2 separate regions of the Homo sapiens genome follow, and region 2 is linked to region 1. The links are chromatin loops, found by intact Hi-C in ENCODE. Cell type or tissue: dorsolateral prefrontal cortex. All regions are shown on one strand. Links, peaks and the distances in the headings refer to the core of each region. The heading gives the core; the rest is flanking DNA. Region 1 overlaps FMN2 (formin 2). Region 2 has its middle 66 kb from the start of FMN2.

Evidence for each region. Hi-C counts contacts between places; a loop is a spot of excess contacts. Peaks named below come from ENCODE experiments on the same cell type or tissue, not always from the same donor. Only the 100,000 strongest peaks of a DNase experiment are listed, where the experiment ranks them.
Region 2: a loop joins it to region 1, with 3 times the contacts of the local background. A loop is called at or near these places in 31 of 110 quality-filtered maps.

The regions. Positions count from the first base shown.
Region 1 is chr1:240,180,179-240,196,147 of GRCh38, reverse strand. FMN2 (formin 2) reads right to left here. Exons shown (of 18, transcript NM_020066.5): 4 at 7,886-7,941. Among named protein-coding and RNA genes, the nearest start is that of FMN2, 96 kb to the right of the region's middle. In dorsolateral prefrontal cortex, for the core only: CTCF peaks have their summits at 5,178 (motif pointing left), 6,398 and 6,603 (motif pointing right); no DNase peak of the experiment used is centred there; H3K27ac peaks cover 2,082 bases.
Region 2 is chr1:240,018,179-240,034,147 of GRCh38, reverse strand. No RefSeq gene overlaps it. Among named protein-coding and RNA genes, the nearest start is that of FMN2, 66 kb to the left of the region's middle. In dorsolateral prefrontal cortex, for the core only: CTCF peaks have their summits at 6,778 and 6,985 (motif pointing left); a DNase peak (open chromatin) is centred at 7,007.

The sequences.
Region 1 (15,969 bases), core at 2,862-10,861:
AGCATAAAACGTTTTAAATCCTCTATTAGGCTCATAAGACCTTGAATAGTCCATAAAATGTGGAGACTCCATCACTCACTCTGCCTACTGCAAAAGGATATTGTGAGAATGTTGGGTTTTTGTCTTGTTTTGGTTTTTTCAAGACAGGGTCTCATTCTGTTGTACCAGCTGGAGTGCAGTGGCACAATCATAGCTCACTGCAGCCTTGACCTCCTGGGCTCAGGTGATCCTCTTGTCTCAGCCTCCCAAGTAGCTCATGCCACCATGGCCAGCTGTTTTTTTTATTATTATTGGTAGAGACAGGGTCTCCCTATGTTGCCAATGCTAGTCTCAGACTCCTGGGCTCAAGTGATCCTCCCACCTCAGCCTCCCAAAGTGCTAGAATTTCAGGCATGAGCTACCACACCCAGCCTTATTGTGAGAATTTAAAAAGATACAGTCAATTCTTGTTATTCACAGTAGTTTTGTCCTATAAAGTCTTTGTGAACATCAAATTAGTGAATACTGAATATTGCTTCTAGAAAAAATACAGGTTTAGATTCCTGCAAGCCCCTGGTCACATTTTTGTCAACCAATCAATGCATTACCTTTTTTAAATGTGTGTTCCTGCTGAAAGACACTTTATTTAATATATATTGCTGATTTACTATGGCCAACAGCAGCATCACTGAAGCCTGAACAAAGCTTATCTGACATGTGTTTTTGCCACAAGGCACATCACAGCCTTCTTGCACGTAGGAACATTAGACAACACGGCAGCTCTATGCCTGGAGGCAATTTCGAACAGTAAAACCAACAAGAAAAAGCACAAAAACATGAAAAAACAGCCACAAAAACACTCTTATTTACAGAATGAGAGCTGAAAGAAGAAAGCAGAGCTTCACCTCATTCAACATCAGCTGGGAAAGTCCACGTCAAGCAACTCAAATTTCTTGCCACTTGGAGCGTGTTTGTGATTGGCCGTGAAAGCACCATATGAATATGATTTGGGGGCTCCAAATAAATGTTAGCAAGTAGGTGAGTTCGCAAATACATGCAAATCCAAGAATAATGAGGACCACCTATGCAATGAAAGCAACTTTCAAAACCAGAGTATTGCTCAACTATAACAACAATAATGATAAAGAGCTAACATTTTGAGTGCCAGGAACTCCTCCAAAGCATTTTACATAAATATATTTAAAACTCACAAAAAAAAAATGTAGAGATAGGAATTCTTATTATACCCATTTTATAGATGAGAAAACTAAGGCACACAGAGTAAAATGCTATTCTTAAATTCTAACAAAGATTCTCTTCTTGATCAAGCTCTAGCCAGGCTCCTCTGAGCCCTCTTCTCAACTAGGCCTTAGCCTTGGCCTGTAAAGGCTTGAGCAAACATTAACATAGTTTCTACCAACTAAAGGCTGCATCCCAAAGATAATCCTACCGCTCTTTAAATTACTGCCTAAGAAAACTCAAGGCTGCCAAAACAACTTACTGTTTCAGCCTTCACCTGAGGATGGGGCCTCTTTCCTAGTCTCTGGCGGAGGACAGACTCCTAACTTATAACTGCCAGTTAGTAGACACAGCTGGCCTAATCTCATTTACACTAATGAACCCTTGCAGTTTTTCACTTCTGAGTCTCCTGAGCCTCCACTCACCCTTCTCCCTATTCCTTTATTCTCCCTTTAAAATGCTTGGTCACCTCTGTACAAATCAAAGTTGAGTTTAGTTCACGCTGGACTCTTCCCTAGCGCAATAGTTGCCACTGATATAAAATCTGTCCTTACCATTTTAACTAATGTCTGACTTTGTTCATCTTTGACAGTTCCCCAGTTAAAAGTGGAATAACTGGGATTTGTGCCCAGGAAAACTGGTCCAAAGCCCAGATCCTCAACCACTATGGTATGAATATAAGCAAATGTTCTACCACTCCTGAAATGCACCCTAGACTGAGTCTTCTCAAGTCCAGTGTCTAGAACAAAATCAAGTTTAGACAAATTTAGATTAAAAAATAGAAGTAGATTTTTAAAAAGAGGAGTGCAGAAGAAACATGTATAAGACAGATATGAAGGATCCTAAAGATTAAAAAAACAACAACAACAACAAAAAACAAACAAAAACAAAACAAAACAAAAAAACTAGTGTATTTTTTAGGGTTGGAACAAGCCAGCCAATCATACAGGAAATAGTGAGTGATAACGCTGAAGACTGAGGATGGCAAGGGAAAACCCCATGTGTCAAACTCAGGAGTCTGAACATTTTCTCAAATGCTATGAGCAGTCACTGGATGAGTCTAAGCAGATATCAGACATCAGCAAATTTGGATTTTAGAAAGATAACTCTGGAGGCATTGTGGAGGAGAGATTAGAAGGGTTAAGACTGGAAGCAGAGAGACCCATCGGGAGAATACTGCAGTAATCCAGATAAGACTGGGCTCTGGGTTAAGGCACTGTCAGGCTGCAGGCCAAGGAGGCCCGGGAGAAGGAAAGCAAAACCTGGGTCTCCAGGGCAGCTGCCAGCTGAGCTGCCTCTCAGGTCACCTGGACTATTGCGCTTCTCCCTGGCCCCACACCCAGTGCCATGTTCACTTCCAATTTTCTACCTTTACTCTCTTCTCTGATCTGAAATACTCACTCTTCTTCCCTCCATCTATCCAAAAATGACGATTTGATCTAAATTTCACCCTTCCTAAGAAATTGCCCTTAATTGTAGTCTCTCAACAACCTTCACCCTTTTTGTTAAGTTTATCTTGGCAGAATTACATTGCATCTCGCAAATCATTTCATGTACGTGAAAGAGGTATGTTCTTCTAACTGTCTGCTTCTTAATACCCAAGATTTTGTCTTATAATTCTTCGTATTTCCTTCAATATCTACCACAAATACCTTGCACACAGTAGGTCAGCAGATGTTCAATAAAGGACAAGCCTCCTTTATAAGCAGAGAACTTTTATCAGCTCCACGACCCCCATTGGATTAGCTGCTTGGACTGTTTGCCTTTCTCCACAGGCCATTAATAATGTTGCATAGTGCAAACTAGTTTTACACCATCTAAAACTCAATAGAGCAAAGATATTACTTCATTTCACCCCCAAGCCTGACCACCCCAAGGAAAAACAAAAACAATCTGTGACATCCAATTATTTCTTCACATTCTCATCTCAAGTTCTAACTGCTTTCCAGATGTTAGCTGGTTTTCATTCTTAAAACTCATAGAAGAGTTTCTTTTGTGATTATTTCTAAGCTAAAACGTCTATATTTTTCTCTGAGCTCCTTGGAGTTTCTACAGAATAAAAATTATTCCCACACCAAAAAAAAAAAAATCCTTTCTTTCTCTTAACATAGTATGGTGAATACCTTTCAAAATGTTACCTATCTTCAATGTCAGCACTGCCCTAAGGGTATCCTGTCTTCTCTTCCCTTCCTAACCATCTCTCGCTTGCCCCTTCCCAGACTCATTAGGTCAGAGTATTTAGTGGTTAAACTATTTATTGAGGACCTAAGAATGATTAGACACTGAGGAAGACTTCAAGGATGACTAACTCATGGTTTCAGACCCAAGTATCTCTCTCTCTATCTCCTTTAAGACTTGTATTTCTTACTCCGCCTTATTTTAGTTATTTACTTGTCTTGTGGGTTATTGTTTTGTTGGTTTCCAATTACTTTGCAAATTCATATTACCTTTTGCCTTGGAGTTGAGAAAGACCTCATACTCAACAATGTTTCTTTAGAAACTTTCTATATGTCTAAGACATTCTACCCCAATTCAAATGGCTTGTTTTATTAAGTCTCCAGCATTATTTCTTCAGAATCACTTTTACTCCACTTTCTTTTGATCTGACCAATGCTTCTTTTGCTCTTCAAACTTTGTTTCTGAGTAACCAAGACCATCCACAAGGCTACTCCACATTACTCCATCTGTTTCCTTGACTTGTTCCTAAATTATTTCTGAAACTAATGGAACTGAGTGGCCACTGCATAAAGAGTACTATAACAGATACTTTAAGGAGATCCAGTAAAAAAATATTTACTTCTTCAAATAAATTTGCAGTTAGATTGGGCAATGAGGGGACTCGGTAGGGCTGATCAGAGCAAAGCGTTTTTCTGACACTTGAGAATTTATTTGCATATAGATCATACAACATATGGGGGAAGACAGTGCTGATATCGTCTAATTCCTTTTTATTGTCTAGCACTTTGTAATAGATGTGACTATTGATAAATGATAAATATTATAATGTTCAAAGACCTGACTTTCAATTACCTGTTATTTTCAATTCTTACCCAAAGCTAGAGTTTTTAAAAATCAAAATGTTATTCTATTTCCCTTCCAGCTAGTCCATGTATATTAGAAAGATACCAAGAGTTTTAGAAAAATGCTTTGAAACAAAAATTGTATATATAATTTCAAAAGCAAAAAGTTAGAAACTAGGTGGCTACCAGGTGAAGCATGTTACCATACACCAATCTTTAACTTAGAAGCAAATGTTCTTAGATAAAATAATTGACACTAAGCTATTATATACTACAGAGTATAAAAGGCTTTACAGTTTAAATATTTCAAATGGCAAAGATTTTAATAAACAGAATCAAAAGACAGTCGCATTTCAGTTTTATGACATAATTCTTCAGATAGAGCAGATTTTCAGAGCATATTACTTGAAATTAAAATAATCAGTAAGTGAGGTCTCAAGAATGTAATTTTATTTGAAAACCTAATTCCACAGGGTCATCAATAAAAGCATTCAAGGAGTAGCTACAGTCCGTTCTTTTCACTTGAGTGCCAGCTGTATTTGCTTTAAGCATCAGACTCTCTGGCAACACCACAGCCTTCTACTCCTGTGAGTTGAGGAAAGGCTTTATGAGTCATGTGTTTTTTCTAGGGATATCGCACTCTCAGAATTATTAACTACAGAAAGAGTAAAAGTCAAAACTCATTCAATAAATTCCAATGTGCTCAGATTGAGAGAACAGGTGTCTGAACACACATCTGAAGAATAACTTAGAGAGGATGCTTTCCAACTCGGCTGCAAGCCTCTGACTAAGCAGTCCTGGGGATCTCACATTACGACCACAGAAGAACGCAGGCAACGCTGATGGACCAGAAAAATCTCTTAGGTTCATCATTCATACTGAGAAAACTGCCTTCAAACCTCTCATTTCCAGCTGCATTTAGAGATACAGAACTGCCATCTAGTGACTAAGAAGGAAAAAGCAAGGACTTTCCATGAAAAATAATTTTTTTTACATAATAACAAAGCACTAAAGTTAGTAAAATTAACACAACTTAGCACATCAAAGTTCTAGTAAAACTTCAAAATGTATAAGTGAACTAATATACCTATTTGCCTCTATAATGTATCTGGACATCCAACTGATACATGGTAGAGTTTACATATAATAAAATAAATTTAGAATCTCATCTCATTCATCTGACGATTTTGGCATCGGGTGATTACCCATGTAAAAGTATAATTTTTATCATAGTATAAGTATAAAATCAAACAGATCTGTACTCAAATAGCGAGCCTACCCTTTATCAAGTTTGTGATCTGATGCAAGTTATTTTAACTCATATAATCATTTTCTTTAGCAGTTAAATGCGCATTATAATAGTTACTTTAAAGGATTATTGTGAGGATTTCTTAAGGTAATAGAGTAAAAGAACAGGTATACAGTAGGTTGACAATTAATTTGAGTTTTCCCTATCCCCTTTACGGCCAGTTACTTTAGCCTGTCATGAAACATATCCATATCATCTAAGAAAAGAATCAGCCCGTAAAATAAATGTATGACAAAGAGTTAATGATTCCAAAAGTAAGTGATGTCATTGTCGGGTGCTTAAAATCGATTGCTTCCAAATATTGTTCCCTCTCAATTAATTTTCCTGACTTCCAGACACTTCACTGTCAACAAGGATAAGATGTAACATTTATTCAATCTATTTCACCCTTGAGTCTTCAAGTTGTAAAATCAAGTGTTTTTAAATAACCTACTCCATTAGGTTTTCTGCTTATTGCAATATATTTTACCATGGTCCATCGCTCAGGAAAAACACTATAATGTTACACACATGAATATGTATCTTGAAATAGCATAATATAGAAAGCAATGCTGTACATGTTTTATCATTGTTGATATTATCAAATACTTCCTGTTCAGGTTCTCTTTGACATTATCGTATGTAACAATTGATTCATATACGTCCTGAACATAAGAATTTAGAAAAACTTAATGTATCCCTTTAAATCACAATTTAGCCATGCTTTCCACACCAAAAAAAAGGCTTAAAAAGTGAGGGAAGATTTGAGGGTACTATCTTTCTTAATAACTGCTGACTTTACTATTTCTTTTTACCTTTTTATCTTTCTTTCTCTTATTCGCTGTGGGCTAATCATTGCAGATAATTAAGGAACCATCAGTTGAGCCCACCGTGCCTCTCCAAGTGCCACCAAGTTGATGTAGCCCTCTGCTCCCATAACAATAAGCTGGAAAAACTTGCTTTTTCAATGAACTGTCCTTAAGGATAGCTAACCTAGCCGCATTTTTGAAAAGCACCCAGGTGCTGTTTTCAACCAATGTTGTACCCCAATTTCTCCTCCAGGGGGAGCACAACTTTCATGTATAACACAGGGATTCTTTTCTAAAGGGAAGTTACTTTATTTGATGAGTTATCAGAGATCAGCAATAATTTAATTTTACAGAGAAGAACCCTATGTCCCAGGTAATCTAAGCTTGTTGTCATCACACTAATCAGAAATAGATCCGGGTGTAAAACCCAAGTATGTGTCTCCTCATTTTCTCCTAGACCACCAACAGAACAGAACACATCTTTTTACTGTTCATTTCTAATACTAAGTTACTGACAAAAGCATAGTTGGGTGAAAATGTAAATTGGTTTGTAAGCAATGGTTTTATATCCAAAAGAGCAATTGCTATCCACAATTACTATTCCATACACGTTTCCTTTCTTGCAGTTTTTTTTTTTTAATAAGAAATCCATTTTAGCATAGCTTGCATTTTAGCGTAAGAAAAAAAAACCCACAAAATTTGGCTTCTTTGGTAACTGATATGGTTTGGCTCTGTGTCCCCAGCCAAATCTCATCTTGTAGCTCCCATAATTCCCACATGTTGTGGGAGGGACCTGGTGGGAGATGACTGAATCATGGGGGCTGATCTTTCCCATGCTCTTCTCATGATAGTGAATGGGTCTCACGAGATCTAATGGTTTTAAAAATGGGAGTTTCTCTGCACAAGCTCTTTTTTGCCTTCTGCCATCCACATAAGATGTGATTTGCTTCTCCTTGCCTTCCACCATGAACTTGTGAGGCCTCCCCAGCCATGTGGAAGTGTAAGTCCAATAAGCCTCTTTCTTTTGTAAATTGCCCATTCTTGGGTACACCCTTATCAGCAGTGTGAAAACGGACTAATACAGTAACAGAAAAAAAATAGTTTCCTGGAAATTAAACAGATACTAATTAATGTTTCATCCACCAAAGTAATAAGAACCTTATTTGACTTTAGCAAAGCTCTGACAGATTTCTTTTTAAAGATCATAGCCATGGGACTGTTTGAGCAGGCACATCTCGCAGACTTCTCCCTGGAGTGGCCACCGTTTCCTGCTGGAGCCCGCTGTTATTGGGCCCAACTCTTTGGCTGGATATAGAATAAAACAGCTTCTGAAAAGCTTGTACTCAGTTCCATTTCAAGGCTGATTTTGTATGCAAAAAATAAATGGAAGAAAACATCCCCTTCTGCCTGACTGGATTCCACTGCAGGCTTAGGGAAAACAAGGGCATCCTAGCCAGCCGGGCAGATGGAAAGATAAATCGCAGAGTCTGTCACAATCTTAAGACAAATAAGACAGATGGGAATCTGACATCCTAATAAGATCATCTTACCTTCTGGACAGCATCTGAGCGTTTTTGGGGAGTTTCTGAAACAGCAGATTGAGATTCTAGATTGGAAAGGAAGCAGACAGTCAGTATCTTAAAGGACAATTTTCCTATTTCTTCAATCAGAAAATAAAACTTTCACTAAAATATATCATTAACCATAAGTACCAAAAAATATCCAGTCTCTCTTCCAATTATATAACTGGGTTATTAGGATATGACTACTTTTCAATATATATAATACATACAATGAGAATGCTCATGTCATTTTTAAAAATTGGGATATTCCTATGCCCTTCTCTATATATCAACTATCCTTATTTGTCTCGATTGCTAGTTTCTAAATTGTGCCAGAAAGTCCTTCTAAGACTTTCACAGATTATATTATTCACTTAGCTGAAGTCTGTATCACGATAGAAGCCACTTCACCAAGGTTGAAGGATGGGAGCTCAAAAGCCTCATCTAACTGTTGTCAAATTGCCCCTTGATTTCAACAAGAGATAACGAACACTGTCACCAAGAGACACTGAGTAAGAAGGGATTCTGAAGCAGTTTTTCTCTTTTAGTCCTCATGTCATCTGAGATTCTATGAGACTGCAAATTCATCATTCTAAAAAGACCTAAGGCATAACCAAGTCAGGGATTTCTTTTCGTAAGCGAGAGGGCACTTTCTTCTAAGTGAAGCTTGTGTGCAAATTTAAAAATAAAAGGGCCTTTAGGATAAAAATAAAAATGAAAGGGCCTTCAAGGAATTCCTCATGCTCCATGAATCAGAGCCTGAAAAACCACTAATCTCATCCATCCTCTGCACCTTTCAGATGAGAAATTCAAAGCCCATAATGCAAGTGGTTGTTGGCAAGGTGAAGACGAGAGTTTATATCTCCTGACTGTCGCGTTGCACCCCTGACTGGCATGCAGACCAGACCCTGGACACAAGGTACAGCAGTCACTGTTTTTGGTTTTGTTTTTTTCTTTTCTTTTTTTTTTTTTTTTTTTTTTGAGATGGAGTTTCGCTCTTTCACCCAGGCTGGAGTGCAACGGCGCGATCTTGGCTCACTGCAACCTCCGCCTCCTGGGTTCAAGCGATTCTCCTGCCTCAGCCTCCCGAATAGCTGGGATTATAGGCACCCGCCACCACACCCAGCTAATTTTTTTTTTTTTTTTTTGGTACAGACGGGGTTTCACCATGTTGGCCAGGCTGGTCTCGAACTCCTGACCTCGTGATCCGCCCGCCTTGGCCTCCCAAAGTGCTGGGATGACAGGCATGAGCCACCGTGCTCGGCCAGCAGTCACTCTTTATGGTCATTTTGACATTTCCAATTTAGCCACATGGTAGCTGATATATGTGACAATGCTACAGAAAAATAAAAGGCATTTAGTATTTAAACAGCTTAACATACTGTTAAGCTACAATGAAAGTTTTCATTTCACTCAGATGAGAATCTGTCTCCACAGGGACCCACAAGGCCTGGTTTCAACTACTGTTACTCCCTAGCCTCTCTACCCACCTCCATCTGTCCCAACTTGCTCACCAGGCCAGCCACCCTGGCCAGCTTACTTGTCTTGTCACACACCAGTCATGCTTCTTCCATAGGGCCGCCAAAGCCACAGTGGCTACTGCCTCTGCCCAGAGCACTGCACTCACTCTTCTTCCCAAAATCTGCAAGCCCCACTCTGTGGCTGCTTCCTTCGGGGCTTTGCTCAAGCAGCGACCCCACCCACTCCTTGGCACTCAGCACACACTCACCCTTACTTTCTTCGTAACCTGGATCATCACACCATATACTCCATAATGCATTTGGTTGCCTACTTATTTATACCTCTTATTCCACTAGAACATAAACTCTGTGAAAGCAAGAATTTTTGTCAGTTTTTCCTCTTGTTGTGTCCCCCACATCCAAATAGTGCCTGGTACTTAGTAGGTGCTTAAAATATTTGTTGAGTAATTGTAGGAGTGAATGAAAGAATAAATGAAAGATCAAAACAATGATAAGAACATGAAAGTGGGTTCCACCAGGAAAAGTGGGGTATCCTGGGCAGAGAAAGAGAGAGTAAGGATTTTACAAGAGACAATATAGATATTGCCTTGCCTTTAGCTATTTTCTGAATCTCAGCTAGGAGTATATATTTTAAAACAAAACTCACTGAGAATAGCATGATGCAGTCACTTACCAGTAAGTGTCACAGTGGCAATAAACAACTGGCCTTAAAATACAACCATTTTCCCAGATAAATATAGCATATCATTGAGCTAATCAAAAATGGATTCTTTTCTCTTATATTGACAAATCTCTACTCTGAACTTAACACCAGAGTTAGCCAAATTTTAATAAAGATCTTTAACAGCAAAGCTAGTTAACAGTTAATATTAAAGCAAATCCAAACTCCGGAACGCTCTCATTTTCTATTGTTTTTCGTCACTTCCAAATCCTCCCAAACACAATAGACTCAAGACAAGTCTTGGCTTTGTACCAGTGGGGAAAAGTCTCTCTTCCTCTTCTATTTAGATCGTGCCACAAGAGCCTAAAGGCTCTCCTGGTGGTACACAAAGAGTTCTTTACATTAGAAATGCATAAAATGCTTTCTAGCTTTGTTCTATAGTCCTTGACCCGGTAACTGGACCCAAAAAGTAAACTTCTGGGCTCTGATGGTAAAGAACAAGTGCAGTTTATCAGAAAAACGTACTTAGAAAACCACATTAGAAAGATGCATCAGCAAAATATTCTGCACACCTACACCCAAACTTTCAGCTCCTCTCTGTCTAATTCAATGGCTACCTGAACTGAATTCATTCTCCCAATCCCATCCCTTTCATTATAGTTTTTATTTGTTTGAATCTGTGTGTTAAAACACAGAAGAGAAATTTGCAGGTTGAAATGCTGTCTTCAAAATCATAAGCTGGAAAATAGGAGTTCTAGAGGGTCAAGATTTTAACATGAAAGAGATGTACAGAATAACTTCACTGAAAAATAAAGGGAAAATAAATGAGAACCACTGGGAGAGAAGAGAAAAATACATGATAAGGAAAAAGAAAACAATACAGAATAAAAGAAAGAGAAGGAAAAAGGTATAGGAGGGAGAAAGAGAAGGGGAAAGGTGTAGGAGGGAGAAAGAGAAGGGGAAGGTATAGGAGGGAGAAAGAGAAGGGGGAAGGTATAGGAGGGAGAAAGAGAAGGGGGAAGGTATAGGAGGGAGAAAGAGAAGGGGAAGGTATAGGAGGGAGAAAGAGAAGGGGGAAGGTATAGGAGGGAGAAAGAGAAGGGGAAGGTATAGGAGGGAGAAAGAGAAGGGGAAGGTATAGGAGGGAGAAAGAGAAGGGGAAGGTATAGGAGGGAGAAAGTAAAGGGAACATGAAAAATGGCGAAAGTGTCCTTTAGGGAGCGGAGAGAAATTGATGTACCAGTAATGGCTGAAGAGTGGAGTCACTAGATAGGTGAATCTGAGATATCAGCCTAGTTCCAACTTTCATAGAGCTCCCTAAATGAAAGTGATCACTCCCGGAACTCCCGACTCCCACGTTCCCAACACTCTCCTCCTCCCAGGATCCAGGGCACTTTCAGGAATTGCCTTAAACCCAGCTCTAGGACAGACTGATCATCTCCATCGAATATTCATCACTAGAATGGTTATTATTTTCAAAGACTAACCTGGTGAGAGAGCTCTCAAGGGTACATTTAAAATGGCCACCTCCTTCACCCATCCTTAAAATTAAGAAACCAGAATGTTCTTAAAAAAAAAAAAAAAAAAAAAACAGGCCGGGCGCAATGGCTCACATCTGTAATCCCAGCACTTCGGGAGGCCGAGGCGGGCAGATCACAAGGTCAGGCCAATACGGTGAAACCCCGTCTCTACTAAAAATACAAAAATGAGCCGGCCTGGTGGTGGGCACCTGCAGTCCCAGCTACTCGGGAGGCTGACGCAGGAGAATCGCTTGAACCCGGGAGGCGGAGCTTGCAGTGAGCCGAGATCGCGCCACTGCACTCCAGCCTGGGCGACAGAGCAAGTCTCAAAAAAAAAAAAAAAAAAAAAAAAGGTTAAATATTCCATTTTAAAAAGTTACCTCAAAATTCCGAGCATAATCTAAAATTCTGGACTCCCTATGGACTCCAAATGTTTCAGGACTGACCTCTTTACCATCACAAAATAAGCCTTTCACTCACGAAACAAAACATACTTGGATGAGCTGTGTATTTACAGAGAGAAGACAGTAAGACAATGAGCGGGATATGCCTCTCAGCTAAGAATGGAAAATAAACCTCCCTTTAAAATATACATACAAAATATGCCTTCTAAAAATGAATGAAGTAGTCTCTAAACAGACATTTTAAGTTAAAATGCAGCTATATAAAATTATTATATTATAGCTTCTTTAATGGTATATACCAGTTTGATTCAAATCCAGTCAATTTAACTGAAACAGAATTCATTAAACTTCATTTAAATAGCATGACTTATGATTGGCTGCCTAATAAATGCAAGATGTTTTTAATTCTGATATACCATGTCTTTCCACAAATGAAGATGAGGTTAAATACCTGAATTTTCCTAAATGAGGCCAATTCCATGATCTGCTTATTTGATTATTTAATAGTACTGAGGCTCTGCCTCTCATTGTCAACAAAATACAGCCACACCTAGGCTCTAGTTAGCGCAGGAGAAAATCAAGGCCAATTTTATGAAAACTATATGTAGGCATGTGTGTGTGTATATATACATGTATGTATACACATACATGCATGCACATACTATGTAATATATAATATTCAATATATTATCTAATTCAATATATAATATATATTCAATTTATATATATTATATTATATAATCATAACCTAATCATATAATATATATATTATATTATATATTTACATGTTGAAAATATGTAATTATTTTTGGGAGACACAGTCAGTCTATTCCAGTACATTTTATTCCTTGATTAAGTGAGGGGCTCAGAGAGATAGAATACTACCAAGTCTCCCCTGGTCCCTTATAGAATTTCTGCATTATCTCAACCGAACTTATGTTAAAACATTTGAACAAAACACAGAAATGGACCAGGCATGGTGGCTCATGTCTGTAATCCCAGCACTTTGGGAGGCCAAGGTGGGAGGATCACTTAAGCCCAGAGTTCAACACCAGCCTGAGCTACATGACAAAACCTCATATCTACAAAAAATTTTAAAAATTAGCTGGGAGTGGTAGCTCACACCTGTAATCCCAGCACTTTGGGAGGCTGAGGTGGAAGGATCACTTGAGCTCGGGTGACGAAGGCTACAGTGAGCCGGGATCATGCCACCATACACCAGCCTGGGTGACAGAGTTAAACCCTGTCTCAAAAAAAAAAAAAAAGAAAAGAAAAGAAATGAGTTGTATTGACATTGCACGGCACAGAATTTCTTCTCTTAGGAACCATTAGAGACACTTCTTTGGGATATTAGTTGTGCTTCTGTGAGTGACTGTGTTTTCAATCTCATGGACACTGAGGAAGACACTCACATTCCCCTTTCTGCTTTGCACCTGAGGGCTAAATTTCCAATTACCTTTAAAAATGGCAGATCCTTATGAGATACATTTCACTTGGCTGTCTTATCTCAGCTTCATTTTATTGTTCCATCCTAAATTCCTTTTCGTTTGATCTATATTCCTTTATGATCCTTTTGTACATTTTACATATTTATAAGCTGCTCAAATCTTTTTTTGGAACAAAGGTGAATTACAATGTATTCAGCCAGTGCACAACTGCATTTTAAAGGATTTTCACATGAAAATCTTCTGCCATGGTTCTTTGTTTCTTTCTTTTCTTTTATTCCTTGCAGTAGGAAGTCAGCTACCATATTTCTACCAGATCCTCTTCCATATATTTTCTTCTAGGATTTTCTGTGCCTTGATTGCCTTTCTAAAAAGTCAGTTCTCTGTTTCCTCTCAGCCATTCACATTTTCAAAGAAAGGGAAGGGATTTAATTTTCCACAGAGGAAACGACAATGATCAAGTCCCTATTCACATCTACACACCTTGCTCCTGCTCCAGGTTCTCCATGAATTTGAAAACTCAAGTTAATTATTTGATGTTGTTCAAATCTATTGAATGACCTTTGAAACTTGGTATTGAGCCCCTAAATTGGTCCAAGAACTGTTTTAGCCCATACAAAACTCTCCCTCAAATCTTGCATTAATGTGCTAAGTAGATGTTTATTTAGATCTTTTCCAGCAAAAGAATTTCATCATTCACTCAAATATTTAAGTACATACTATGTGCCAGAAAGTCTTGAAATTCTGAAAGCTGATGGGGAAGACATGTATATGTATAAACAGAAAAATTCAATACGTAAAGCATTCAGATGACAGAGAGATGAATAGGATGTCATGGGACTCCAGAAAAGGGTCCATGAGTGGGAAACAGCCATGGATGGGTGGGAGACTGCTGTGTATAGCCAAGGGAAACTGAGGGAGAAGATAAAGAGAAAATGATAAATAGAAAGGGTTTCTTTGTATCAATGTTTTTGCCACCAACTGGTTTGGGTTTTTTATTTGTTTAATGCCACCAACATGGGAAGCACATTACTTCCTTTTTTCCCAGCCAGTCTTATCCTTCAGGGGTGTTCTGCAGACTTCAAAAGGTCAATGTTAACACTTTAGGCCCATCTGTGGAGACAATGCCAACTGCAGAGGGAGCCAGGATGAGAACAAAGGACTGCCAGGAATCTGCAACTCACTGGTGAGAAGAGGCACCAAGACCTCACCATGGCCTCAGCCCTTCCAATTCATACAAAGAAGGGTCAGTTCCTTCACCAATCCATAAAGGAGGAAAACACCATCTTTCACAGAACAGATCGTGAAAAAGTTAAAGTGAGATGCTCCCTATGCAGTTAAAGTGAGATACATGAAAAAGGCAGAAGACAGAGTACCACAAATCTGAACTAGCTGGACATGTGAATTGGGTAACCAATTTTAAGAGCTGGAAAAAAGGCCCAGTGCAGTGGCTCACGCCTGTAATCCCAGCACTTTGGGAGGCCGAGGGGAGTGGATCACCTGAGGTCAGGAGTTCAAGACCAGCTGGGCCAACATGGTGAAACCCCGTTTCTACAAAAATACAAAAATTAGCTGGGCATGATGGTGGGTGCCTGTAATCCCATCCCTTTGGGAGGCTGAGGAGGGAAAATCACTTGAACCCGGGAGACGGTGGTTGCAGTGAGCAGAGATCATGCCATTGCACTCCAGCCTGGGCGACAGAGTGAGACTCCAAAAACAAACAAACAACAACAAAAAATGAGCTGAAAAAAACAACGAACGAAGCACGCAGGAAAAAAAAAAGTCCTCAATTTTCTAAGCTAGACCTGCAAGTCTTTCTTCTTCAGAAAATGTCACTGAACTCTTTCACTTTGAATTAAAATAGAAAGGGGTCACCCGGGCACAGTGGCTCATGCCTGTAATCCCAGCACTTTGGGAGGCAGAGGCGGGCAGATCACTTGAGGTCAGGAATTCGAGAGCAGCTTAGCTAACATGGTGAAACCCTGTCTCTACTAAAAATACAAAAATTAGCTTGGCATGGTGTTGGGCGCATGTAATCCCAGCTACTCCGGAGGCTGAGGCAGGAGAATCACTTGAACTCAGGAGGCGGAGGTTGCAGTGAGCCGAGATGGCGCCATTACACTGTAGCCTGGGTGACAGAGTAAGAATCCATTAAAAAAAAAAAAAAAAAAAAGGGGTCATGTGTTATATACAGTGGATTTAACCAAGATGTCACTACAGAAGAATGTGCACCTATCAGTTAACTACAAATAGATCATTACTATTAATAATTATATTATCAAACTTTGTGATTGATGTAAAACATGAGACTGTAGGCAAAGGTTACCTATGATACTGACATGCCCACTCTTACAACTGACTGATTAGAAGAGAGTGTGGTATGGTTCTGGGAACGAGGCTGTCTCATGGAAGTGTCTCTCCAAATTTACGTCAGGGAGTCACAACAGAAGAAGTTTAGAAAGACCCATTAGATCACTCTGATGAAAAAATGCTATATGACTGCTGGGGTTTATAGATCAACAAGAGAAAAATAAGTCACTAAGTTAAATTACTTCTTACCT
Region 2 (15,969 bases), core at 2,891-10,890, 160 kb after region 1:
TCATATGTATCAGAATTTTCTTCCATTTTAAGCCTGAATATTATTCCATTGTATGTATACAGCACCTTTTGTTTATCCATTCACCCACTGATGGACAAGACCTGGGTTGCTTCCACCTTTTGGATATTGTGATTAATGCTGCTATGAACATGGGTTTACAAATAACTGCACAAGTCCCTGCTTTTACCTCTTTAGGTGTATAACCAGAAATGAAATTGTTTGATCATAGCGAAGTCTATATTTAATTTTGTCTGGAACAGTAATGCCATTTTGAACAGCAGCTGTAGCTTTTCCATGTTTCTTTTGCTTGAGGCTTATTGACTTTTTTGTTCATGTGGGTTTACAATTTTTATAAAAAATTTTGGCCATCAAATCTTTAATTTTAAAAAATTTCTCCAGTCTTGGGTAGCTCACATGCACACACTGATCAGTGCTCAACTGAATACACCAGGGGGCTCTGCAAATATGTGGGTTATCTCTTTGTTAATTCTTTCCTGTCTGCCGGGATTCGGTCCTGTGAAATAGTTGTCTTGTTCCCTGCAGGTGGCCGGACACATCTCCTCAACTCTGCAAGATTGCTGGGCCCTACCTGAGTTCTTCCTTCCTTCACCACAGTCTGCAAACTTTCTCCAGGCAGTAAATCAGAGCAATCATAGGGCTTTTCTGTCTCTGAGAGATCACAGCCCCTTGTTGCTTAATGTTCAATGTCTTACAAACTATTGTTTCATATATTTTGTCTTTGTAGTTGTTGAGGCAGGAGAGTAAATCTGGTCCTTGTTAGGTCATCTTGGTTTAAGTGGAAGTGCATCCTAAAAAACTCTTATCCCTAGACATGAAAAGATGACAAAATGACCAATGAGATCACCTGGATTTCATCCATGCTTCTCCAATCTCCCATCTCCCATTAGCTAGCATCTCTATTTTTCCTTGGTACTTAGGATTAACCACTCCAAGTAGAACTACAACGATCTAGCTCATTTCCCTGTAATAAAGTACCATGAAATGACTCAGAGGAAAATTCCATTTCCAAATCAGTAAAAGCATTTTGTATTTGATTTTAAGGATTCCTTCATTGGTATCTAAAACACTCTACAAGCAGTGCTCTGAGTTATAGGAATGAGAAGCAAAACTCTTGAATGTGATTTCATTGCATGTGGTTGTGAAATTTATCTCTTGGGTTTTAGATCCATGTATTCTGACCAAGAAGTACCACTTAATTTTAGACCCATTTGGAGGAATATCATATATTGGTCATTTATTCAAGATATATGCAGCATTATACAGGACATCTCAACTTTGCAAGGTGTTGTTAGTTGATCTTTAACTGAGTCCTCAAATAACTTCTCCAACTTTTCATAAGAGTCTCTGTTCAGGATGATGACATGGTATGTGATAGCTCTAGTGAACCCCTGGGGAGCCCATCTATTACTCAATTTTTCTTGATAGCAATCAGTGTTTCTGGAAAACATAGATGACCTGTGATATTAGTAAATCCATGAATGATAACATGGAGAGAGAGACAAATAAAGATAATCAATCCCAGGATAAGGATATTAAGCAAGAACAAATTGCTCTTCTTTCATTGTGAGTGGAATTCAATACAATAAGCCTCCTACTAGGTAGCTGATATGCTGATATCTGTGCTCATTCTGAGAGTCCTTTCAAATATCTGTTCTCCGAAACTTTTCATCACCAACCTCCAATTTTCTTCTTTCTAGCCAAACCATTAATCAGTCTTCATAAATCTATTCAGACTCATCTCTGAGGCTATATGGATGAGGGGTGTTTTCAAAACTCTGCCCTCTGAAAGAGTTTTTCTTCTATATGTTTGTGGTGGTTTGAATGTTTTTTTCACCTCCAAAACTCACGTTGAAACTTAATCCCTAGTGCAACAGTGTTGGGAGGTGGGACCTAATGGGAGGTGTTTAGATCATGAGGACTCCATTTTAATGAATGAATTAATGCAGCTATAGAAAAAACTTATAGGAGTGGCTTCCCTCTCTTCTGTTCTTCGACAATGTGAAGACACAATATTCCTTCACTCTAGAGAGTAGCAAGGGAACACAATCTTGGAACCAGAGACCTAATCTACTGGCATCTTGATCGTGGACACCTCAGACTCCAGAACTGTGAGGGAATAAATTTTTGTCCTTTATAAATTACCCAGTTTCAGGTATTCTGTTATAATAGCACAAAACAAACTAAGATAATGCTCTATCAGAGAAAATGGAGCTTATGAAATTATAAAGTTATTGCAAACAGTTTTATTCAATTCAAGTCAATTAATCTTTATTGAGTTCCTACTGTATGCATGGAACTTCAGGCTGGTGCATGTATATTTTGTAGGATCTTACTGTATTATTTTCTCCTTAGTATTTTTTAGTAGGGAGCAATGATGAGGGCATAGGTAGTTTGAGAGAGTAGTGAGAGAGTATCAGGAATAGGCATAAGGGATTGTGAGTCACTCGTTCAAAGAACTTGTTTACGACATGAGAATTATCAAATGCCTGGTTTGACATATAACACTTTGACCTGATGATGGATTACCATGGAGTATTCCAAATTTCAAAGCTGTGTGGTATGATAGCACTAGTTTATAATGTGCTCTTTAAGTTGTATGCTCAATTATGGCTTTACAGTTAGATGTTTATTATTCACCAAGGCGTAGTAGAAAGCTAAGAGCCACTTAGTGAAAGGACAATAGCAGAAAAAGGCATACTTTTGCCTTAAACTATGATGCCTTCGCTGTGAATTTTTTTATTTATTTTATTATTATTATTATTATTATTTATCCAGGAATGCCATGGATTCCATTGAGTCTTCTGACCCATTACAGATTCTTTGAGCATGATTGGATATGCTAGATCATAAAGGTCAGGAAGCAAAATGACCAATACTATTTCCTGACTCATCTGGAAAAGATTCTTTTGCCCAGGGTCGTGCTTAAAGCTGGAAGCCTCTCGGAGACATGGGTAAATGATTCATGGCAGTGTACTCAAATGTAGCAAACACTGCCTCCAAAAGCAGAAGGGACTCACTTGGTGTTAGAACTTGCTGTTAGGAGTAGCGGAAGAAATGGAGGGATATCCCGGCAGGTGCCAGGCCACTGGACTCCCTGAAATTTTTCTGAAATATTGTTCCCTGTATTTTCATGGTATTTATCTCCCTCTGGCATATATATATATATATATATGTATATATATATATATATTTTTTTTTTTTTTTTTTTTTTTTTTGAGATAGAGTCTCGCTGTATCGCTTAGGCTGGAGTGCAGTAGAGTGATCTCTGCTCACTGCGACCTCCTTCCCCCTGGGCTCAATCGATTCTTGTGCCTCAGCCTCACTAGTACCTGGGACTACAGACGTGCACCACCACACCCGGCTAATTTTTGTATTTTCTGTAGAGACGGGGTTTCTCCATGTTGGCCAGCCTCGTCTCCATCTCCTGGCCTCAAGTGCTCGGCCCGCCTTGAACTCCCAAAGTGCTGGGATTAGAGGTGTGAGCCACGGTGCCCAACCTGTATTTCAATGATATTTAAAGTAGTTGCTTCTTGCTTTTCAAACCCCGTTTGTATATTACCGGCAATGAAGTAGGAATGCTAATATGGTTCTTGTTTGAAAGTCGGCTCACTCATGTAAGGAAGGAATTGTAGCTTCAATGAAAAGATAAATAATTTCATCAGATACGTGTGGTATGTGTGGGAGCCGGTTTTGAATACACAGAGAAGTTTAGGGGGTGTTTGAAATGCTGAGGTTCTTGGAGTCCTTTGCATATTCCAGTAAGTTCACATTCTTGGAATTATTTTCCTTTTTTTTTTTTTTTAATCCAGATCATATGTTTAACCTAAGTTACCAGGAGGATCTATAAATTCAATTAGGGGCCACCTGGATCTAAATTTGAATTCAATTTTTAATTACCCTGGGGCATAGGAGATACTGTTAGGACCATGATAGAAAAATGCTAAACTTTTGTCTGTCTCAAGAAGAGAATTTAAGGATTTGAGCTCGCTGTTCCCTTTGCTTACACTTATTTAGACAAACTCTAGGCCTTGACTTTTTACCCGTCTTCCTGTTCTTTGGAAAATTCACCATGACACTCTAAAACATTGTCTTTAAAGAGCATACTATTTTAAGTGCCAAAAAATCTCTAATTTGATTTGCTATTTTGCCACCTTGTGTACTGTAAATCTGCAGGGTCTCATGCCTGGTTTTTACTGCCTTCAACCTCCAATTACTTAGATAATAAGTCTCAGAATCCCCACATTCTCCTGAGATGCTATTGCCAACAATCCAGGCCTTATTCACACTTTCTGTATGACTTAAACTCCTCAATTGAAAACAACAAAAAATGACTTTAGATAACTTAGGTGTAAATAAACTTGTCGGAAAGTTACTCTTAGCTTACAAAATTGACAGTGAGGTTGAAGAACCAAGCTTTATAAAAGGGACAAGCAAAAAAGGAAGCTTTAGGCATTAGAACCATCTGGCTATTCCTTCTATGCTATAACGCATAGCCATAGCCACACATTGTGACCATCTGTGGACTCAGCCACCAGAAATCTAATCTAACAACAAACAGCTACTTGGAAGGCTGAGGTAGGAGGGTCACCCAGGCCTCAGGAGAGTGAGGTTGCAGTGAGCCGTGATTGTGCCTTTGCACTCCAGCCTGGAAAACAGAGTGAGACTCAGTCTCAAAAAAAATAAATACATAAAGTTCATGGCTCTTGAACAGCTTTTGCTGATTAGAACCATTGAACTAAAAGTGCAGTATTTAGTATTGTAACTCAGGCAGGTGCTAATATAAGTGGAAAATTTTCCTTACTAAATCACAAAAGGGAAATTTCCTGCTGTTTGCTAACTCTTGGGTTATTTTCTGTTTTAGAAGTTTGGATGATACTGGCAGTGTATTTGGGATATTAAGACTCAAAGGAGCAGGTCTGTGGAATAGCCCAGTTTCAGGATGGCTCCCCTTGTCTCTCTGCTCATCTTGTTCCACGTCAAACAATGAGTGTAAGAGTGGGAGAATCATTCATTGTAGAAAATAGCATGTTAAAAAATATTCATTGTAAATACATAAACATTGTGGTGGTATTTTGGACCATTTGATAGAATAGAAAAATAACTGCATTATGCAAAAATTATTTTTGTAATGAAAATTGTTGAAATAGAATTGATATTTCAAATATAATTTCTTCAAAAGGAATACTTTATATGAAATTTAAAACAGAACTCTAGAAGGGTAAAATATTTGTGAATTATCTATTTTGCCAAAGTGCTTGAATTTTTATTGCTTTTATTATTTATTTTGCTTCAGTTTCTTGCCATTCTCCGAGAGAATTCCAATGACTGGTCATTTTTAGATAGAAGTGGGTTTTAGCTTGTAAGGGCTGGTACACTGATTTTTTTTTGATTGAATAATTAATATACTTGTGGAAATCTCTGCTTAGTTTAGGTAAAACTCTGGTTTTCTTAAAAATTATAAAAGATTTGTAAAACCTAGAGATTCAAGTCATCTGAGCTTTTTTCAATGTTTAAATACAGAATTTAGATGTATTTAATTCCCATGGCCAAAGGGTAGAGTTAGAAAGTGCAATACCTTTATAATTTTTAATATTTACAGTCTATTACTTATATATTAATTACTAATTGATATTAACCACATGCTTTTTAAATATGAAGATAATATTGTGAGACTAATTTTTGTTTATTGTGAATCCTAAATACTGTATCAAGGAATTTTCAGATTTTAAAAATTACATCAGGCTGGGCCTACAGTGTAATCAGTGTTCTCTAGTTGATGTTCCCATTGATATGAAAGGTAGTATATGTTGCATTTATCAGAGCGAACCTCTTTTAGGTTTACTTTAAATTTTATTGTTAAATGCAGAGACAGATTACAGTTCAGCATCTTCCCATCCAGAAGCATGATAAGATTCCTGTTGTGTTCTAGAACTAACTGTTGCACGTAAAATGTTGAGTGAAAATGCAAATAGTTTATAACCTTTTAGGATTTTTGTTTTATGCAGAATTCATCTCTCTAACTTGTATACCTTCTTGATTCCTTTAAAAAATATCTAACACTTAACACAAGTATGAATAGAACTAAACTAGAAACTGAATTAATCACTAATTTAATTCAGGCATTACTAATTAATGTACCTATCAGTCTATTAGGGCTACGGAAGGCACAATACCAGTCCTGATTCTAAGCCACTCTTCATACTAATTGGCAAAGCATGACATATCTGTGGTAGAGAGTGAGAATATAATTCAAATCTAAACAGGTGCTATAGCTATTCAAAATTTAAACTTTGATCAATGGGATCAATATTCATGACATATTATTAAGCAAAAAACACATTTATAGTAGAATTCAATTTTTATTCTGTATATATTATTTATTACAGATAGGACTATATATGTTTTATAGAGAAAGGACATATATAAAGGACATGCAAATATATATAATATACATAAAATATTCACTGAAGTACAGTATCTTTGGAGGTTAGCCAGTAATTAGCACCTTTTCCTAAAGTTATAAGAATAACATGCTCAAGCTTGTTTTCCCAATGTCTAACAGTTTTGGATATTGAAACTCGTGTATCTAGGAAAAATAAATTAATCACCAGCTGTGCAGTGAAGTGTGTGCCCCAATATTTGGTGTTAGCATCCAACATTCATGCTGCACATTGCAGAAATTGGTAGAAATGCCCTTCAGAATGCTCTTGCTACTGAAAATGGGAGAAAGATGAAAGAGGACAGTACAGAATTAAGGGACTATTTACCCAATTTTCAACGTTTAGCTGGAAAGGAACATGGAATAGTCTAAAAGAGTGGGATATATAACTGTAATGAGTTTGTAAGTTATATTGTTGCAAAATGATGAACAGAGTTTTATTGTTTTAGAGGTTTCCTGTTGATCTTTGTTTTTTTTTAAAAAAACCTGACCTCAGTGGATTTCACGGCTGTAGGATGGTGGCCACTGCCACCTACAGACCAGAAGTGTGAAGTGGCGTGGCTCTTTTGCAGTGGAGTCCCTCAGAGACTCGGCATCAAACGTTCTATAAAAAGCAATTTTTCAAGCAAAAGTTGAAAGAATTTCAAATGAAATAGTAAATATTCTAGAGAAATAAAAAATGAATAATCACATTTTCCCCAGAGATCACTCTTTGACAGTATATAGCATATATATTAGAAGATTAACACCTAATTTATATTTTGAGTCAGACATACACATCTGACCACAAGACTGGACCCACCTAATATTTCCTTTATTCACCTCATTTTTTATGAGGTGAATATGTGGAGGGGAGAATTACATTTTGCAACAGAAATTTGCATCCACAATGAAATACACACTCACACAGACACACATATATATGATTGAAGGGACAAGCAGATGGTAGGTAGGTAGGTAGATAGACAAGCAGACAGAATTATAGATATGAAAGGGGGGAATCTATACAGACAAAATGTTTATATAGATTATCTCTTAGTATTAGAATTACAGATTATTTCTGCTACTTTGATTCTTCTTGCTTCATTTTATTTTAAAAATTCTACAATGAAAATATACTCCTTGTGTAGGGATTTTTTTCTAACTTGAAGGCAGAGCTTTGAAAATCAATGCCCGCATAACATAAAGCTTTTAAAGTCTTGCTCCAGGTAGAAAAGAAAATACTAAATCTTCAAATATTCCTGGCATACATTATTTTTTAATTTAAACATACACTTAAAAGCACCCAATTTTATTATTTTTCCAAAAGATTTTAGAAAATTATACACAGTAATGCCTCATTCCATTGACTGTAAGAGTTTCATTTCTCATAGTAACCATGTATACTAAAATTTAATCAGTAACAGATAATCTATTATGTCATGGTATTAAAAGGTTACATAGGTAAAGGTTAATAATCAGATCGTGAATTTTGGCTAAACATCATTCATTCATTTAATAAAAACATATTGAGTACCTACCATGACAATGATACTAGAAATACAAAGGTGAACACATAAATACAAAAACAAATATAACAAAGAAAAAAAACAAAAAAAGTCAACTCAAGATTTCTGGGTAGTTTTGTTGACCATTGTGCATATTTTCTGTGCTTCGCTGAATATCCAACTCTAATTAGTTGTCTCAGAACAGAGCTAAGTAGGACTCCGTCACTTGCCAAGAAACAAACAATGATACTCCAAGATCCACAAGAGTAAAAATCACTGCAAGGTCCCCTCCCTGCCATTTCAGGATTTAAAATATCTGTGAAAAATGGAGGGACTCTTTTTGAGTCATTGATAGAGAAATAACATAGATCCTAAGGTTTCCTTCAACCTCTTCCTGCCCCACCCCTGCCCCTCTGCAGAATTGGTCCTGCCCAGTCTCTGAGCTGGTGAGAATGAAGCCTGGTGTCCACTAGGCCCTTAGCTCTGAAAGCAGGTGTCTGGTTTGGGGTTTGATGCCTAACACTGTTATCCATTGCCCAGGGAGCTGCAGGCCTCTCTATAAACCTATAATCTGTGTCCATGTGGTTGAGTTTCTTGCCTGGTTCCTGGTTTATGTCTGAATCTTGTCTAATCCTAGATTTTCTTGCTCTCTGCTGATGTGGCAGGGGTTTAAACACCAAGCCTGGCTCCTGCTGCTCTTCTCCAGTGGGTTGGACCCTGCCCTCTCTCTCTGGTCTCTGCCTCCTGCAAAACGAACTTTCCTGAAACCGAAAGGAACCCATCCATCATATATGGTCAGTGTCAGAGACTGTGCCCTCAACACTTAAAGTTTCAAGACCTTTGGAAATTGATGTCATTGCTGTCCTGCCCTGGGTGTCACATCCCCCAGGGATTTGGCATTAGGATGACTGCTCCTTACCTGGGGGCAGGCCTATCATCAGGTTGGTTTCCTCCTTTCCAACTTTGTCTATTAGAGGCATATCCCACTTTCCCCACTTAGCCGGTGCCTACAGACTTGCCCTTGAGCTCCCATCTTCTTAGGAACCAGGGTTATTTGCTCTCCATTCACTTTTTCATTCCCATGGCTCCATCTTGTAATTTTGCCCAATGTGCATAATGTATAAAGTTCCATCATGAGACATTCATGAGGGATATATCCTGAGGCCACCTGATGCCCAGCTTGCTTTCCTTCCTTCCTTCCTTCCTTCCTTCCTTCCTTCCTTCCTTCCTTCCTTCCCTCCCTCCTTCCCTCCCTCCCTTCCTTCCCTCCTTCTTTTTTTTTTTTTTTTGACAGAGTCTCGCTTTGTCACCCAGGCTGGAGTGCAGTGGCATGATCTCGGCTCACTGCAAGCTCCGCCTCCTGAGTTCAAACCATTCTCATGCCTCAGCCTCCCAAGTAGCTGGGACTACAGGCACCCGCCACCACGCCTGGCAATTTTCTTTTTTTTTTTTTGTATTTTTAGTAGAGACGGGGTTTCGCCATGTTGGGCAGGTTGGTCTCAATCTCCTGACCTCAGGTGAGCCACCTGCCTCGGCCTCCCAAAGTGCTGGGATTACAGGCGTGAGCCACTGTGCCCGGCCTATGACCAACTTTCAAAGCTACTCTGGTACTTCATAGCAGTGATTATGCACGCAAGAGAAAATAGGAAACAGCAATAGCAACACTGGGTTGAGTGCGGACACAGTGCACTCGGCATGTGGGTCAGTTTCTCAGCTGGCTAAGGAAATCGTGCACACCAACTTGAGAGTCTTCAGATTTCAAAACTGCAAGTAAGCCCTGCAGTATGATTCTCCAAATCCTTTCAAGCAGTTGCAAACCCGCAAATCAATGTTTCTCTGTTTGTATGTTTCACAATGCCTTCCATCTTATATCCAGCATGGGAAAAATGAATTCATTGTCACAAGCGGTTCATTTGCCATGGCTTGAACCCGATGAATGCAACGTGCAGAAGCTGAGATATGCTGTCTTTGTGTTCAGTTCTGGCCCGAGCTTCCCCAAAGCAAAACTCAGCCTTCCTATTGACCATTTATAAAGGTCTCATGGTTAACAATAATTTACATTTTATACATATGAAGTTATCATTAAAGAACCAAAGTGAACTGCATTTGATGTTGTAGAGACAGGTCATTAAGCTGACAGAGGAGGGTTCTGGGAGAACCAACAGCACTGACATCAGCCATCCTTCTCATTCTTAATTTTAAAGGTTTTGAGGAACTTATCATATAATTGGTTTTCATTTATTTTTCTTTTCTTGAGTTTCCATTTTACTTCTAATTTAAGCATGGAGGCTATGTTATTATCAATTTGTAAATGATTTCTTGAATTACATTTAAAATATTAGGTTTTGTAATCTTTCTACTCTCTTTATAGAAGTTTCTGTGTTGGGAACAACCATTTTTTAAAATCTGGTTTCATAAAGAATGTTATAATACTTTTCTTAATATAGGTATAAGTCTAGATATTTTTTGACTTCTAAGCCTTTGTGACATCTGGTAGATAAAGTCACTTAAAAGTTTCTAAGTAAATATCACCTCATTTGATATTTTTCCACATCTGAATACAACACAAGTAACTTTGGTTAGAGACATAGGAAGATAGAAAGAAAGAAAGAAAGAAGCCTGAATTTAATACAAAATATCTTTTATGTTCCTACTTTACATATAATATTATCCAAGTGACTTAGGATAAAACTTTAAGCATTTATTCACTGACTCACTCAGCACCGCTATTGAACCTCTACCATGTACCAGACACCCTGATAGCTGCTAGACAGTGGCCTACACTAGTGAATATATCATGAGAAATGCCTTCTTCCTATAACTTGTAATCAGTGGATTCAAAGAACCCTAAGTTACTATTTACTATGTATATTCATGATGATTATTGCTTTACATGGATTATTATTTAATCTTCAAAACCATTATTATCTGTTTTTTAATTTTTGTAACTTTTAAGTTCAGCGGTACATGTGCAGGATGTGCAGCTTTGTAACATAAGTAAATGTGTGTCATGGGGGTTTGTTACCCAGGTTATTTCATCACCCAGGTATTAAGCCTAATGTCCATTAGTTATTTTTCCTGATCCTCTCTCTCTTCCCACCCTCCACCCTCCGATAGGTCCCAGTGTCTGTTGTTCCCCTCAATGTGTGCATATGTTCTCATCATTTCGTTCCCACTTGCAAGTAAGAACTGGCCATATTTGGTTTTCTGTTCCTGTGTTAGTTTGTTAAGGATAATGGCCTCCAGCTCCATTTGTGTCCCTACAAAGGACATGATCTCATTCTTTTTTTATGGCTGCATAGTATTCCATGTATATGTACCATATTTTCTTTGTCTAGTCTATCATCAATAGGCATTTAGGTTGATTCCATGTCTTTCTTATTGTGAATAAATAGCAAATCATAAACATACATGTCCATATGTCTTTATAATATAATGATTTATATTTCTTTGGGTATATACCCAGGAATGGAATTGCTGGGTCTAATGGTATCTCTGTCTTTAGGACTTCGAGGAGCTGTTACACTGTCTTCCACAATGGTTAAACTCATTTACACTCCAACAGTGCATAAGCATGTCATTTTCTCTACAAGCTAGCCAGTAACTCTTATTTTTTGGCTTTTAAATAATAGTCATTCTGACCAGTATGATATGGTATCTCATTGTGGTTCAGATGTGCATCTCTCTAATGATCATTGATGTTGAGTTTTTTTTATATGACTGTTGGCCATAGGTATGTCTTCTTGAGAAATATCTGTTTATGTCCTTTGCCCACTTTTTAATGGGGTTGTTATTTTTCCTTATAAATTTGTTTAAGTTCCTTATAGATGCTGGATATTAGACCTTTGTCAGATGGGTAGATTGCAAAAATTTTCTCCCATTCTGTAGGTTGTATGTTCACTCTTTTGATAGTTTCTTTTGCTATGCAGAGGCTCTTTAGTTTAATTAGATCCCATTCTTCAATTTTTGCTTCTGTTGCAATTGCTTTTGCAAAGCCATTATTGTCTCTGTTTTATATGGAACCTGAGACAAGAGAGGTATGTAGCATACATGAAATTGCACAGTAAGTGGTGAAAGCAGAATTTGTATCTAGTTGCAGTCTAACTATAATGCTGTTGAGTGAAGAAAATGAGATGATTCCTCCCTTCTGTTTTCTTATTAGCTAAAGAATAAACAAAATAAGGTATATGAAGGTTGGTAGTGGAGGTACTCCCTAAGTTGCCCAGACATTCTCACGGATTAGTGAGTAATAATCGGGATAATGTGGGCAGGGAGGAGGGCAGTATTTGAAGTGGAGATCTATGACGACTCAGTCTCTGGGGACAGTGCTGGATCAACTTGATTCTTCACCTTAAAGAAGACCTTGTCCTCCACAGCATGACTTTCAATTAATTTCTCCTCCCCAGCATTTTGCATTTCAGAACTGAGAAGTGCTTCAGGGAACAAAATTTCTATGGATGCATTAAACATAAGAAAATCAGGCTGTGGGACACTTAGACTGACCATCTGAAGAGCTGTATAAAACCCTGGATTCAAACAGGGAAGGGCCATTTTCTTTCTTTCTTTCTTTCTTTTTTTTTTTTTTTTTTTGAGACTGCATTGTTCTTGAGACTGAGTCTCACTCTGTCACCCAGGTTGGAGTGTAGTGGTCAATCCTGGATCACTGCAACTTCTGCCTCCCAGGTTCAAGCAATTCTCTGGCCTCAGCCTCCCGAGTGGCTGGGATTACAAGCGTGCGCCACCAGGCCTGGCTAATTTTTGTATTTTTAGTAGAGATGGGGTTTCACCATGTTGGCCAGGCTGGTCTCGAACTCCTGGCTTCATGTGATCCACCCTTCTCGACCTCCTAAAAGTGCTGGCATTACAGGCATGAGCCACCGTGCCCAGCTGGGTCATTTTCTTTTTATGTATTTTTTTTTTTTCAGTTGAAAATCTGAGATTGAAAACCAAATTAATGAATGGAGAAATCTCACATGCTTCATGCCAAGAGTCACTCATTACAGAGCAGGGGAAAGCCTTCCTTTAATTGAAATAAACTATCACAAGTGAAAAAGAGTATTGGAGGAGAGTTTATTTATGTATCTCAGGTGAAACCATCACCCACCCTGTGCACCGAGGCTGTCAAGCTTCCTCAGGGGACAGCACTCCATCTGCCTCAAGTGAAGTTAATCTCCTTTCTATCTTTTTAAAACTAAGGTGAGCAGATGTTTCTTTTCAAATCAACATGTCCTTAGTCTTTGACTTACATAGCGAGCCACATACTGCCGAGCATAAACCACTTAACACCAAAAGGAAACTACATATTCTATTAGTTCAATGAAACAAAGTGGAAAATAAGCTAAATGCAGAGCTTTTTATTACCATTAAATAGTTGATCAAAATAAGCAGAGTTAAATAAAAGGGACAAACCTGAGTAAATAAAGTTTTCATTTCTGCCCAGGAATATAAATATATATATAAATATAAGATAGAAGTCATGTTGATTATTCCAGCATTTCCCAACAGATAGTTGAGGAATTTCTTTCCAATATTTTTATTGCACCACCTGGTGGAATATTTTCCATATGATTGATATTTGAGAAGCAAATAAGCGCTGATTTCTCTTCATCTTTTTTGTGTTTTACTTAGAAGGTTGGTTAAATTAGGGAGAATTTCATGTTGCTATTTCTACTCTCTTTTATGAATAACTTGCCTTGCCCTTCAGTTAAGTGTTCGTAGAGAAGACTATCTAAATTATTCACTGTGGAAGTACACATCATCACATGTGATGGGATATTGTTAATCGTTAAACAAGAAGGAGGCTCTGGTGCATGCTACCACATGGATAACCTTGAAAACATTATGCTAAATGAAATAAGCCAGACACAAAAGTGCAAATATTGCATGATTCCACTTATATGAAGTTCCTAGAATAAGAAAATTCATAGATAGAATGTGGCCTGGAGTTTACCAAGAGCTGGATATAGTGGGGGAAAGGGGAGTTAATTGTTAGTGGGCACAGAATTTCACTTTGGGATGATAAAAAGTTCTGAAAAAGATTGTGGTGCTATTTGCATAACAGTGTGATTGCACTGAATGTCGCTGACCCATACACTTAAAAATGGTTGAAATGGTAAATTTTACATTACATTCATTCTATCATAATTTTTTTCCAACTTTTATTTTACTTTCAGGGTGTGTATGTGCAGATTTGTTATGTGGGTAAACTGTGTATTGTGGGGGTTTGGTATACAGATTATTTTGTCACCCAGTTAGTGGGAATAGTACCTGACAGGTAGTTTTTCAAACCTCATTTTCCCTCCACCCTCAAGGTAGGCCTGGGTCTATTGTTCCCTTTTTTGTGTCCATGTGTACTTAATATTTAGCTCTCACTTATAAATGAGAACATGCAGTATTTGGCTTTCTGTTCCTGCATTAATTCACTTAGAATAAAGGCCTCTAGCTCCATCTGTGTTGCTGCAAAGACATAATTTTGTTCCTTTTTATGGCTGTATAGTATTCCATGGTGTATATGTACCACATTTTCTTTATCCAGTCCACCACAATATTTTAAAATTGCCAAATAAAGTACACATGAACATATATATTTTACATACTTAATTCCTAAGTAGCAAATAATTTTGTTAAAATTCTTTCTAAGAAGTTCAAATTCTAAATCTTAACCTCATATATATGTTGAGAGAATCAAAGTAGCTGTGGAAATATTTAAGAAATTAAGAGTAAGAAGGCAGAGAAAAAAATGGTGAACAGGCCATGTGCAGTGGCTCATGCCTGTAATCCCAGCACTTTGGGAGGCTGAGGTGGGCAGATCACGAGGTCAGGAGATCGAGACCATCCTGGCTAACACAGTGAAACACCGTCTCTACTAAAAACACAAAAAATTAGCCAGGTGCGGTGGCGGGCGCCTGTAGTCCCAGCTACTTGGGAAGCTGAGGCAGAAGAATGGCGTGAACCCGGGAGGCGGAGCTTGCAGTGAGCCAAGATAGCACCATTGCACTCCGGCCTGGGCAAAAGAGTGCAACTCCATCTCAAAAAAGAAAAAAAAATGGTGAACACCAGCTCTGTTAATCATACAGCTTTGGACAGTGTGAGGAGACCAATCACTTCAAATTGCCCTCAAAAATATTGGCAGGATAGAGAGTTAGCAGCATTTTGGACTTGTCTGAGAATTAAAATGTCCTTTTAATTTATTTTCCAATTTAAAAAATTTGTGGTAAAACACACATAATGTAAAGTTTACCATCTTAATCATTTTCAAGTGTACAGTTCAGTGGTATTAAATACATTCATAATGTGTCACTATCGCCACCATCCATCTCCTGAACCCTTTTTATCTTGTAAAACTGAAATCCTACACTCATTAAATAATAACTTCCTATTACTCCCTTAACCTTGGCACTTGGCAACAACCATTCTACTTTCTGCCTCTATGATTTTGACTATGCTGAGTACATCATATTAGTGCAATCACATAGTATTTGTCTTTTGTAACTGGCTTATTTCATTTATAAAGTCCTCAAGTTTCATCCATGTTGTAGCATATATCAGAATTTTCATTTTAAAGGCTAAATCATGAAGGAATAGAAAATCTGAATATACCTATAACTTGTAAGTGGAATAAATCAATAATCAAAAATTTTCCAATTAAGAAAAGCCATGGACCTGATAGTTTCACTGGTAAATTCTATCAAATATTTAAAGAACTACCAACAATTTTTACCAAACTTTTCTAAAAACTTGAAGAGAAGGGAACACCTCCTAACTCATCAGAGTCCTGATACCAAAACCAAAGACACTATGAGAAAACAAAACTACAGACCAGTAGCTCTTATGCACATTGATGCAAAAATACTAAAAAAATTACTAACAAACCAAATTCAGCAGCATACTAAAAAGATTATACACTATGGCCAAGTAGAATGAATTCTTGGAAGGCAAGGATGGTTCAACATATGAATATCAATCAATGTAATACATTACATTAACAGAATGAAGGAAAAAACATATAATCATCTCAATGGA